Linked DNA regions of Mus musculus: region 1 is linked to region 2. The links are chromatin contacts, found by Hi-C in ENCODE. All regions are on one chromosome and are shown on one strand. The core of a region is the stretch at or near the end of the contact, and the rest is flanking DNA. Distances in the headings are between cores, read along the strand shown. Region 1 holds the start of Psmb8 (proteasome (prosome, macropain) subunit, beta type 8 (large multifunctional peptidase 7)). Region 2 holds the start of Hnrnpm (heterogeneous nuclear ribonucleoprotein M).

The links. A loop is a pair of places that touch in the nucleus more often than their neighbours do.
Region 1: a loop to region 2 is called in a map of T-helper 2 cell, with 5 times the contacts of the local background. The contact joins the promoter of Psmb8 here to the promoter of Hnrnpm in region 2. A Hi-C loop is called at or near these places in 2 of 37 maps with a recorded cell type or tissue (T-helper 1 cell and T-helper 2 cell).

Annotation. Positions count from the first base shown.
Region 1 is chr17:34,196,656-34,201,858 of GRCm38, reverse strand. Psmb8 (proteasome (prosome, macropain) subunit, beta type 8 (large multifunctional peptidase 7)) reads right to left here and starts at 3,664. Exons shown (of 6, transcript NM_010724.2): 1 at 3,314-3,664; 2 at 2,479-2,626; 3 at 2,177-2,288; 4 at 1,589-1,718; 5 at 944-1,148; 6 at 405-681. The coding sequence starts at 3,460. The coding sequence ends at 593. Tap1 (transporter 1, ATP-binding cassette, sub-family B (MDR/TAP)) reads right to left here. Exons shown (of 11, transcript NM_013683.2): 11 at 4,634-5,203. The coding sequence ends at 5,085.
Region 2 is chr17:33,683,171-33,688,092 of GRCm38, reverse strand. It overlaps Hnrnpm (heterogeneous nuclear ribonucleoprotein M), which reads left to right and starts at 2,635. Exons shown (of 16, transcript NM_029804.3): 1 at 2,635-2,826. The coding sequence starts at 2,714. It also overlaps a transcript of Marchf2 not described here.

The sequences.
Region 1 (5,203 bases), core at 2,415-4,914, 510 kb before region 2:
AGAGTCTTGCTCATCTCTCTCTATTGTGCTTGCACCTTGCAGCCAGGGGTGAAACATGAAACTGAACCTCAGCAAACTTTACATTCGCTATCCAATGTCACCCAGGTGTTACTTGAGCATCCATGCTTATTGTCATCACAAAGTCTTCCCAGTTTCCCCAAAACATACATGAGGGGCCACACTGGAGTCCCGAGACCATGACACTCCAGGAAGGGCCAAATGAAAACGCTTCTCCAAAGAGAAAAGTGATGGGTGACGGTCCTCCCCAGAGATGCAGGGGAAGGGCGTCCAGGAAGAACCTGGCGAACACCTTCTCAATGGAAGCCTCGCCTGATTTCCTGTTTGTGCCCTAGCTCTCCCTCCAAAGGGCCCCACAGCCTGACCCCATTCAGCCACAACCCAGAGACATGTATAACCGTTTTTCTTTTATTGTACTTAGAAGGTATCTGTGAGTGCGGGGGCCGAGAGGGTAAACAGAGCTTTGTCTCCAGCCCAGGTTGAGCCCTTCTTTTTCCTAAGACTGAAGTAGTCCCAGGTCTCTGAGTCTGCCAGCCAGTGCCACCAATGCTGGGGGAGGCCTGCCCAGCAGCCATCACAGAGCGGCCTCTCCGTACTTGTACAGCAGGTCACTGACATCGGAACTCTCCACTTTCACCCAACCGTCTTCCTTCATGTGGTACACTGTGGGCGATTGAGAAAAGAACATGGCGTCAGGCCTTTCTTGGGCAAGTCTCTGCCAGAATGGTGTGGCATAAGCAGCTTTCATGAGCATTAAGCACACACACACTGAAAGCCTTTGTCTGGAACTTCAGTGTTCTCAGACCTGACATCTCCACTCATCTCCCCCGAGGCTCCCAATCTAAGCTCCCCCCACATCCCCCTCCTCCCAGGTGCTGGGGAGCAGTGGTCTCCCCAGGTGTTGTGGGGCGCATTGGTCTCTTACTGTTGACGACTCCTCCAGAATAGTTGTCTCTGTGGGTAGCATAAGCAATAGCTCTGCGGCCAAGGTCGTAGGCCTCTTCAGGACTGAGGTCCTGCCGGTAACCACTGTCCATCACCCCATAGGCATAGGTGTTCCCGCTGCCAGTGGAAAACATCTGTCCCGAGAGCCGAGTCCCATTGTCATCTACGTAGTAAAGTCCTGGTCCCTAGAAGATGGGAAACCATCCCGAGTTGAACTTGGTTTATTGATCATATCAAGACGCAAGTGTGACTTGTGGAGAGCAAGCAACATAGTGATGCCACCATAGAAATATTTGAGTTAAGACAGCACACTTTAGGGAGCTGGAGAGATGGCTCAGTGGTTAAGACCCCTGACTACTCTTCCAGAGGTCCTGAGTTCAACTGCCAGAATTGAACCACATGGTAGTTCACGACCATCTGTAACGGGATCCAGTGCCCTCTTCTGGTGTGTCTGAAGACAACAAGAGTGTACTCACATAAAATAAATAAATGAATTTTAAAAACAAAAACAAAAGACAGCACACTTTGGTAAACATCAAAACCTGGATCAAGCATGGGGGAGGGGAGGGTTCAATGGGTAAGACACCTCGGGGGGGGGGGGGGCTCACAGACATAGGCCACCCACCTTCTTGTCCCAGCCACAGATCATGCTGCCCATGGAGAGGCCCATCCCCCGGTACTGCAGCATCATGTTGGAAAGCAGCTTGGATGCTGCAGACACGGAGATGCGTTCCCCATTCCGAAGATAATACAACCTGTACGATCGATCGAGGAGGAGGAGGAGAGAGAAGGAGGCCTCAGGGGCGGCAGCTACACCTGCATTCATTTTCTCCCATAGCACGAGGGAGCAGGGATTGTAGAGATGAGTGTTTGGAAGGTATGGACTTGTGGGACGGGACATAAGAGTAAAGGAGAGTTTGGGAATTTAAAATCTCTGATCCGCATTTTAAAAGCCTAGTAAATGATACCACCCTGCAGGTTAAGTGACTGCCAGATTATCTGGTTTATAAGCAGGGACCCAGGCTAGGATTTGGGAGATTTTTAATCACATGAAGGAGATATATATATATATATATATATATATATATATATATATATATATATATATCCCTTATGGTTGCTAAAATGGATCACCCGATGGGGGTGTAAGTGACCTGGGACATGGTGGGGACGGGGGAGGGGCTGAACAAATGAGATGATAAAACCGGCCTACCTGCACTCCTTGGCCAACAGCCTCTCCCAGTACTGGCAGTCGGCTGCACAACCAGACATGGTGCCAAGCAGGTAAGGGTTAATCTCGATCACTTTGTTCATCCTTAAGGAGCCTGGAAGAGTTTTGAGATCAAAGAAATGAGCCCACAGCTCCCCACCCACCCCTCACCCCCCATCCCACCCCCACCCTCAGTGTGCTATAATGCCAGCTCTGTCTGAACTTCGGCCCAGGCCTTCTGCTCTACTGAGGGAACAGCTCCACGAGTCGGACCATTGGAGCACACATGGAGCACACATACTCACTAATGTAACTCCCTGCAGTGGCCCTGGAGTCCACAGCCACGATGACGCCATGCTGGAACTTGAAGGCGAGTGTGGTTGTGCCGTGGGCCATCTCAATTTGAACATTCCTTTCCTGGTCACCACCAAAGGACCTCAGGAATGCGGTGGGCTAAGAGATGCAAGAGGCAGAGGGGCACCTCAGTGCTAGGAGGCTCCTGGCAGGGTGGCAGAGTGAGGAGGGGTCTGCAGACTCTAGATGTCAGTAGCTCCGAAGAAAGAAAAGCAGGATTTAAGCCCACCAGCTTTCTGCTTTCCAGCACGTGGGAACAAAGGTCATGGTAGGCGACTTCAAGGTGTTTCCTAATCCGTGGCTCCTTTGGTTCTCGAAAGCACATTTTAATAACTTGCTCTCATTTTACAGTAGAGGGGCTTGAGACCTAGGCCATCTAATGTGTCGTAGGACACACAGGGTGGGTTGCTGAGACCAAGTAAGGCCACCAAAGTTCATAGGTCTTCCAAGACAACTGTACAGCCCCTGTAGTAGTTAGCAGTGAGTCTGTGGAAGGCATGGTGGTCTGTGCACTGTGTCTTGGGATTGGCACCAACCATCTTCTCAGTCTCGCTGTCTCAACTCCGTGCGTGACTCTCTCTCCTTCTGTCCCTCCCCCACCCCTTTCTCCCGCCTTCCCATGCCTTAATCTCCACGTTGGTTCTTCAGGGCTAGCCTCGATGCTGCTCTCCTGGACGGCCCCTCCTGGCGTCCTCACCTCCTCAGACCCAGGCAGACACTCCTTCCTCTGTGCCACCCACCACCACCCACCTCCTGCATCTCTCCAGAACGCCCTACAGTCCTCACCTGCATTCCCCGGGGAAGTGCGAGCTCCGGAGCTTGCGCGGAGAAACTGTAGTGTCCCGGGTCCGAGCGACCCCCGCTTCCCGCATCCAGGGCAGCCCACTCGGGCCGCTGCCCCCGAGCGGCACCGCACAGATCCAGTAACGCCATGACCACTTGGCCCCGAAGATCCGTCGACTCTGCGACAAGGAAGTGAAAGCGAAAGCCACAGTACCAAGGGGAGGGAACCAGTCCCCCACCCCCATCCCCTGCCCTTTCCGAGTAGAGCCCAGTTAATGGGTGTCTGAACTAAAACAATGTGTTGGGGACGAGTTTTCCTGCTGCCACATCAGTGAAACCAGCTAGAGAATGGGCTGTGGGGTGGAAGAAGAGGTGCGCCTTCGGAGGCCGCCTAGCAGTGGGGTGCGTGAAGACCCACAGGCGGGGGACGGGGGGGGGCATCTTCTGGGAACAGCGGAGGACTGAATAGGGTCCTATCTCCTAAAGAGGTTGTCTAGAACGTTGGAACCTGAGAGGAGTATTGAGCAGATCCACCTAGGCGTGCGTCCTGGGGATGGGGGCAGCACTCAAATAAATGAGCATCATTTTATAGAAACTGGAAAATGCGATAAATGGATGCACAGGGGTCTTTAGGTCCTGGGACAACCAGGAAAAAACGGAGAAAGACGAACCAAGGAGAGGACTCAGTCGGGCCTTTTCATGTGTCCCTCCTAGGGCCCCTCTTGGTTCAACAGTCTCACTACCCTGAGCCACCCACGAGGACGCGCCCTTGCCCGGGGCTGCTCACGTCGCGCAAGTCAGGGCTGCGCGCTCCTTCCTTGAATCCTCAACCCCACCTCTTCTTTGCAACCTTTATGGACATTATCTGCCCAGGAACTGCTGACGTCACACACCGGGCCCTCCCTGAATGGAAGAGATTTACTGGCTAATCCTATCCATTTCATTGAGATTATCCCGGCGTGTGCCGCTGAGGAGAAGATGAAAGAATCTGAACGGGCGGGCGAGGTTATCCAGTCTGATTTTCTGGGGTCCCCACCCGCGGCGCTACCGCGCTTCCTCCAGCCTCAGCGAGGAAGAGAAGGACTCCAAGATGCAGTTGCTGCTGCCTTGGGGTGCGGAGAGGGAGGGGCTGCCGCCCGGTCCAGCTCAGCACTAGGAGTCCGTGGGTGAGCAGTAAAGAGAAATGAGAGCCCCAGGAAATAAAAGCTGATGGACCCAGAAGTAAAACAGAATTCTGAAGAAGAACGGGACACTGTCCTGGGGGGGGGGGGGGGGCTGACTAACTCAGCTAGGACTTTGCGGGAGCTAAGAAACGGGAGAAGCCACAGTACAAAACACCAGTTTTATTACAAATATCAAACACCCATAGAACACCCAAATGCCAGCCTATGCCTTTGGTTAATTGCAAGCTGCTTGTCCTTTCTCTCTGTACACTTTGGGCGTTTCTTCTCATTCTATCACAACGCCACATAAACCAGGTTTGTGTGTGCATGCTGTGATACAAGCTCAGCACCGGGAGGGTGGAGACCGGAGATTTAGCAGCTCAGTGTTGGTGTGAGGTACCTGAAACCCCGTCTAATAGGGAGCGGGTCGGGGAAACACATTCGTGGTAAATTCCGGGTATCTCCTAGAGTTTACATTTTCTCATGTAACAAGCACCTCCGCTCCTCAACTGTCTCCGTGGGTGTGGTAATATCTTTGCTCCCAGGTTCTCTGTCACACAGAGTAGAGGACAGGAGGGGGACAGCACGCAGTGTGCAGTCCAGAGGCCTTGTCAGTCTGCAGGAGCCGCAAGAGCCTCTACCATGGCCCGGTAGCACCCTCCTCTCTTCATGAGCTGCAGGTGGGTGCCCTGCTCGCCGACAGAGCCTTCTCTGAGAAAGAGGATGTGGT
Region 2 (4,922 bases), core at 1,386-3,885:
CCACACCCACAAGCCTACATCTACTCCAACAAGGCCACACCTACAACAGTGCCACTCCACGGGCCAACCATATACAAACCATCATAGGTACAAAATATTTTTATCATGTGGGAAGTCCTGGTTCCATTCCAAAAGGAAAAAGGTAAGAACAATTTTCACATATTTTTTATTTCCAATTTGCCAGATCCCATAAATTCATTATAACTAATGATAATACTCTCTATACCAATCTGGGATTACCATGGATGAGACCCAAATCTGAGCTTGTTTCATATCTCTCCTCTTCTCTGGGGAAGAAGTTATTACCTTGATTTCTAAAGGTGGGAAGACAGAGGCTCAACATATGAAGACCTTTATCTGAAGTTCTACATCTTTAGGAGCTGGGGATGCCCCAGTGTTAAGCTTTGTGCCCTACCCTCTGGCAGACTCAGGAGAGATGTAGAATATGGCTGTGGTAATAACAGCTTCAGTTGCTCCTCATTCTCTTTTGTTTAGTTGGCCCTGGAATAATATAAATAGACTATTCTCAAATTTGTGGTACTCCTCTAGTGCCTGCCTCTGGAGCACTGAGATTACAGGTATGTGCCACCATGCCGGGCCAGCTCACTTTTGAGTTCTTGTTGCATGCTGAATTATGTAACAGCCCAGGGCTCTTGGCATTTTCCTGCATTGTATGCGCAGGACAGCCCTAAAAGGTGGTTTCTGGAGAGCATTTTGCTTACTTACTGGGTTTTTTTTTGTTTTTGTTTTTGAGACAGGGTTTCTCTGTGTAGCCCTGGCTGTCCTGGAACTTACTCTGTAAATTAGGCTGGCCTCAAAGTCACAGAGATCCACCTACTCTGACCCCCAAGTGCTGGAATTAAAGGTGTGTACTACTACTGTCTGGCAGGAGTCTTTCATTAACCCTACTTCCAGATGAGCAAATTGAGCCTCAGAAAAGCAGTCTCATCATCCCAGTGGGTCCAGTACAGTCTGGTCTTCCCTGTTGTTTTCTGCACCCATCTCTTGCCTAGTACACAGGCTCATGCATGGTAGTATCTTGCTGCCCTGACTGGAAACTCAAGGGGAAGTCAATTTTTCAGAAAGTAAAGACTCAGAGGCTGGAATCTGGCCCATAGGAAGAGCAGGTTGGGAGACTTCGTGACTGGAACAATATGATTGAGGAACAGAGCTGATGTGATCAGGCCTTGGGTGACTGGTGAACTGATATCCATAAAAAAAAAATTTATGTAAAAACACACAAGCATCTTCACTCTTCTGGCCTACCAAGCTTGGTACCTATTTCTCATCATAACTTTGGAATGTAGGGTCCCAGGAAATGGTGTCAGGGTGGTGCCGTAAGGAGAGATAGAATAGGAGGGAGGGAGGGGAAAGAAGGGGAAAAGAGGAGTCGGAAAAGGGTGGGAGGGAGGTTTCTGTTATACATCTCTTCTAATGCTTTGAATTACATGGAGAGTTTTAGTTTGATATTAACCTGTCAAGAATTCTGCATGCAGGGTTGGCTCTGTCTTAGTGGGTAAAGATGTTTGCTGCCAAGTTTGACAACCTAAATTTGATTACTGGAAAGAGAAAATCAATTCCCACATGCCAGCCATGGCATGCTCAAAGCCTGTATTCAATCATTCCCCCTCCATCCCCCCCCCAATAAAAATAATTCCTGCCAACATAATTTTTATATTTTTTCTCCATTTAAGGAAAGCTGATCTCTCCTTGACATGCCACGGACATTGTCAAAGCAGTTGTGGTTACTTGCACAAGATAGAACCTCATCATGTTGGGGTGGGGGAGCCTTGGGAGGCTTCACCCTTCCCTGAAGATCTATTGGTAGTAGATGCTGGAGGAAAGAGGTGTCATTTTCCTCAGTGTTGTAGCCACCTATTTAGTTGCCCCAATAAATCAACCCCTAATCTATGCTCTTGCAAGCAAACCCAACTCAGTAGGTCATAAAACAAAGACAAGGAGGTACATGGAGGAACTTGTTGGAAAGAAGGTACAGTGGAAATGCGGGAAATAAAAGGGCAATGGTAGGTGAATATGATAAAAGAACAGTATAGGGTCAGGGATTGAAGTTGATAGACTGCTAGCATGTTCAAATCACTGGGTTCAATTCCTAGCACTGATTAGCCTGGTTCCTCTGGCCTATCATTCTAGCACTCAAGAGGTGTAGGCGGCAGCTCAGACATTCAAGGCCAGTATTGGCTAGAAACTGTCTCAACAACAACAGCAAAACCCCAAGCAAGCGCAAAATACATGATATACATATATGAAGTTGCTGAAAAAAGAAAAAGAAAGAAAAGGCCAGGCGTGGTGGTGCTTGCCTTTATTTCCTGCACTTGGTAGGTAGGGAGAGGCTGGAGGGCTACATAGTGAGACCCTGCCTCAAAAAAGAAAGCTAATGAGTAAAACAAAACGGAAAAATATAAAGTAAGCTGGACCGACTAGGTCCGTATGTGCGCTCGTATTGTAAGTTCGAATGAGCGACACATATCTCTCCCCCTGTCCCACAACCCAACTGTATCTGCGGACATCGGGAAGTGAGGCCTGCCACTGGAGGAGGCGTGGCCTGACGTCCAGGGGGCGTGACCCGAGGCGAGCAGGAAGCGGGAGCCGGTCGCCGCACAAGGAGGCGTTACTGGTCGTTCGGGGTCACGTGAGCGCGCAGGCGCAGCTCGACAGAGCCCGCTCCCTCACACAAAGCCCAGACGCGGAGAAAATGGCGGCAGGGGTCGAAGCGGCAGCCGAAGTGGCGGCGACAGAACCCAAAATGGAGGAAGAGAGCGGCGCGCCCTGCGTGCCGAGCGGCAACGGAGCTCCGGGCCCGAAGGGGTGAGTAGTCTAACAGCAATTGATCCTTCTCTAACTCCAGCCAGGTTACTTCGCAGCTCCGTTAGGTCTGTGGGCCGCTTTCTCTTCTCCCACGGCGGCGCGGCGTCTGCGCAGGCCTTTTCCCTGCCGAGAGTTGGGGGCGGCCAAGGCTGTGACGACGACGAAGCCAGGAGAGCCTAATGGATCGCCCCCTGCCGACAGCGCTTGCCTCCGCTGCCTCAGCCTCCTGGCTGTCTGAGCGCGTCGTCGAGGCCTCAGGCCTGTGGCCTGGTATTTTATTCTCAGAGCAGTGATGGCGCGCGGGCTGCGGGAGATCAGGGCCCGCAGCACCTCTCACTGGGGTCTCGAGGGTTGAACCATTAAGACTGTGTAGTTTCAACCCTTCAGCATACAATCCATAGTAGTGGAAGTATTCTGTCTCAGTTTCTCAGATCTGAGAAGTTAGGGGCGGGAGGCTTGCGCGTGCGAGGTGTCACGTGTACGGTCGGCGGCGCGACCCGGAAGGTGTCGACATGACTCTTGTTGCGGGGTTCCGAGACACCGGTGTTACCCTCATTCTGCAAGAAGTGCTTCTTCCATTAGAATGGCCCCGGACCCGGGCTCCTGGGCTGGAGTTCTTTCCCCTCTTTATAGTCCTACTTCCTAAAGTGCAGTTGGTACCAATGGGAGAAATGGTCTTTGCTTGCTCAGTGTTCATCCTTAGCAACAGACCTAAAGTGTTCGGGTAGAGGCACCACTTCGGGGTTTCAGAAATTAAAATAGACAGACGTCATCATCCCTTTTTTGGAATCCTGCTTGGAGATCTGTCTAGGGACCTTGATTCGTTATTATAAGTGTCCTAGCATGGCCTGAGGAGTCCCAGCCTTTTGGGAGGAGTGGGAAGCTGCAGGATCCAGAGTGCAAAGTGTGGCCAGACTATATAGAGTGAGTTCAGTCTAGGTTGCCATTTAGTCATTGGGAAATTGAGCTAGACCCTAACTCTCAAAAAGAGGGATGAAAACATAGCAATAACCTGGCACTCCAAAGTCCCTAGATTCGATTCCTAATATCAGACCACAGGGTGGTCTTTCTGAGCCCTAAAAAGTTTTCTTCAAGGAGGAAACCATAAGATTCTGCTCCTGTGAAACTCTCCTCATACTGATATACTAATATATCAGCTTGAGGAGGTCTGGAGAAACATTTTGGTTCTAAAATCAGCAGCCCATGTCTCTGAATTTTTGTTTTCCATCAAATGTATAAGGTGGGAAGTTTTAGGACTCTGGGAGTTGAGAGTACTTAAAACACTTGTTAGTGAAGCATTTACCAAGTAATGGCTATTTTGTTACTGGAGGAAATTTCATATCTTTTATCTTAGTTAGGGAGAAGTAAAACACCATTGGTTAACTGGTTCTTGTGTGTTATTCAGCACTGGAGAGGCTGCGTGAGTTCCAGAGCTGATTCGGCTCAAGATTTGCCTAAGCTACATAAGTACTTGCCTGTCGTGTATGAGTGTGTAGATTATAGCCCATTAATAGAGTAGTTACTCAAGATGCACAAGGTCCTGGGGTTCACCCCATAGTACTAAAAGGATAAAGAGGCCTCTCTTTACTACCAGAAAGGCTCAGCTTAGGAGTGTGCTCATTTTTAACTTTCCCTTCCATCCTCTTGGGAACTCGGGGTCTTGAGGATGCTAGACAAGCACTCTTACCTCTGAGCTACACTTGAGCACCTTTAGTTAGTCTCATGTTCAGATTTTTCAGCTTTTGTCATAGAGATGCCTTGTAGGATCAGATTCCCTCTTCTAGTCTTTGTTGTTTTCAGTTTTTGAGTTAGATGCCTGGGCAAACTGTAGAGTCTACAGTGTAGACTGTGATGGCTTTGAATTCAGAACAACGCCTCTGCTTCTGTCACCTCCACCCAGTTGCTGGAATTACAGGTGTGTACTACCACGTCTGGTTCACTTTCTAGGATTTCAGAGGGCCTTATTTAAAAAGCTTTAAGGAAGTTAATTTCTGTCCAGAGTGGTAATGCATGCCTTTAATCACAGCACTTGGGAGGCAGAGGCAGGTGATTATCTGAGTTCAAGGCCAGCTTGGTCTACAGAGCCCAGGACAACC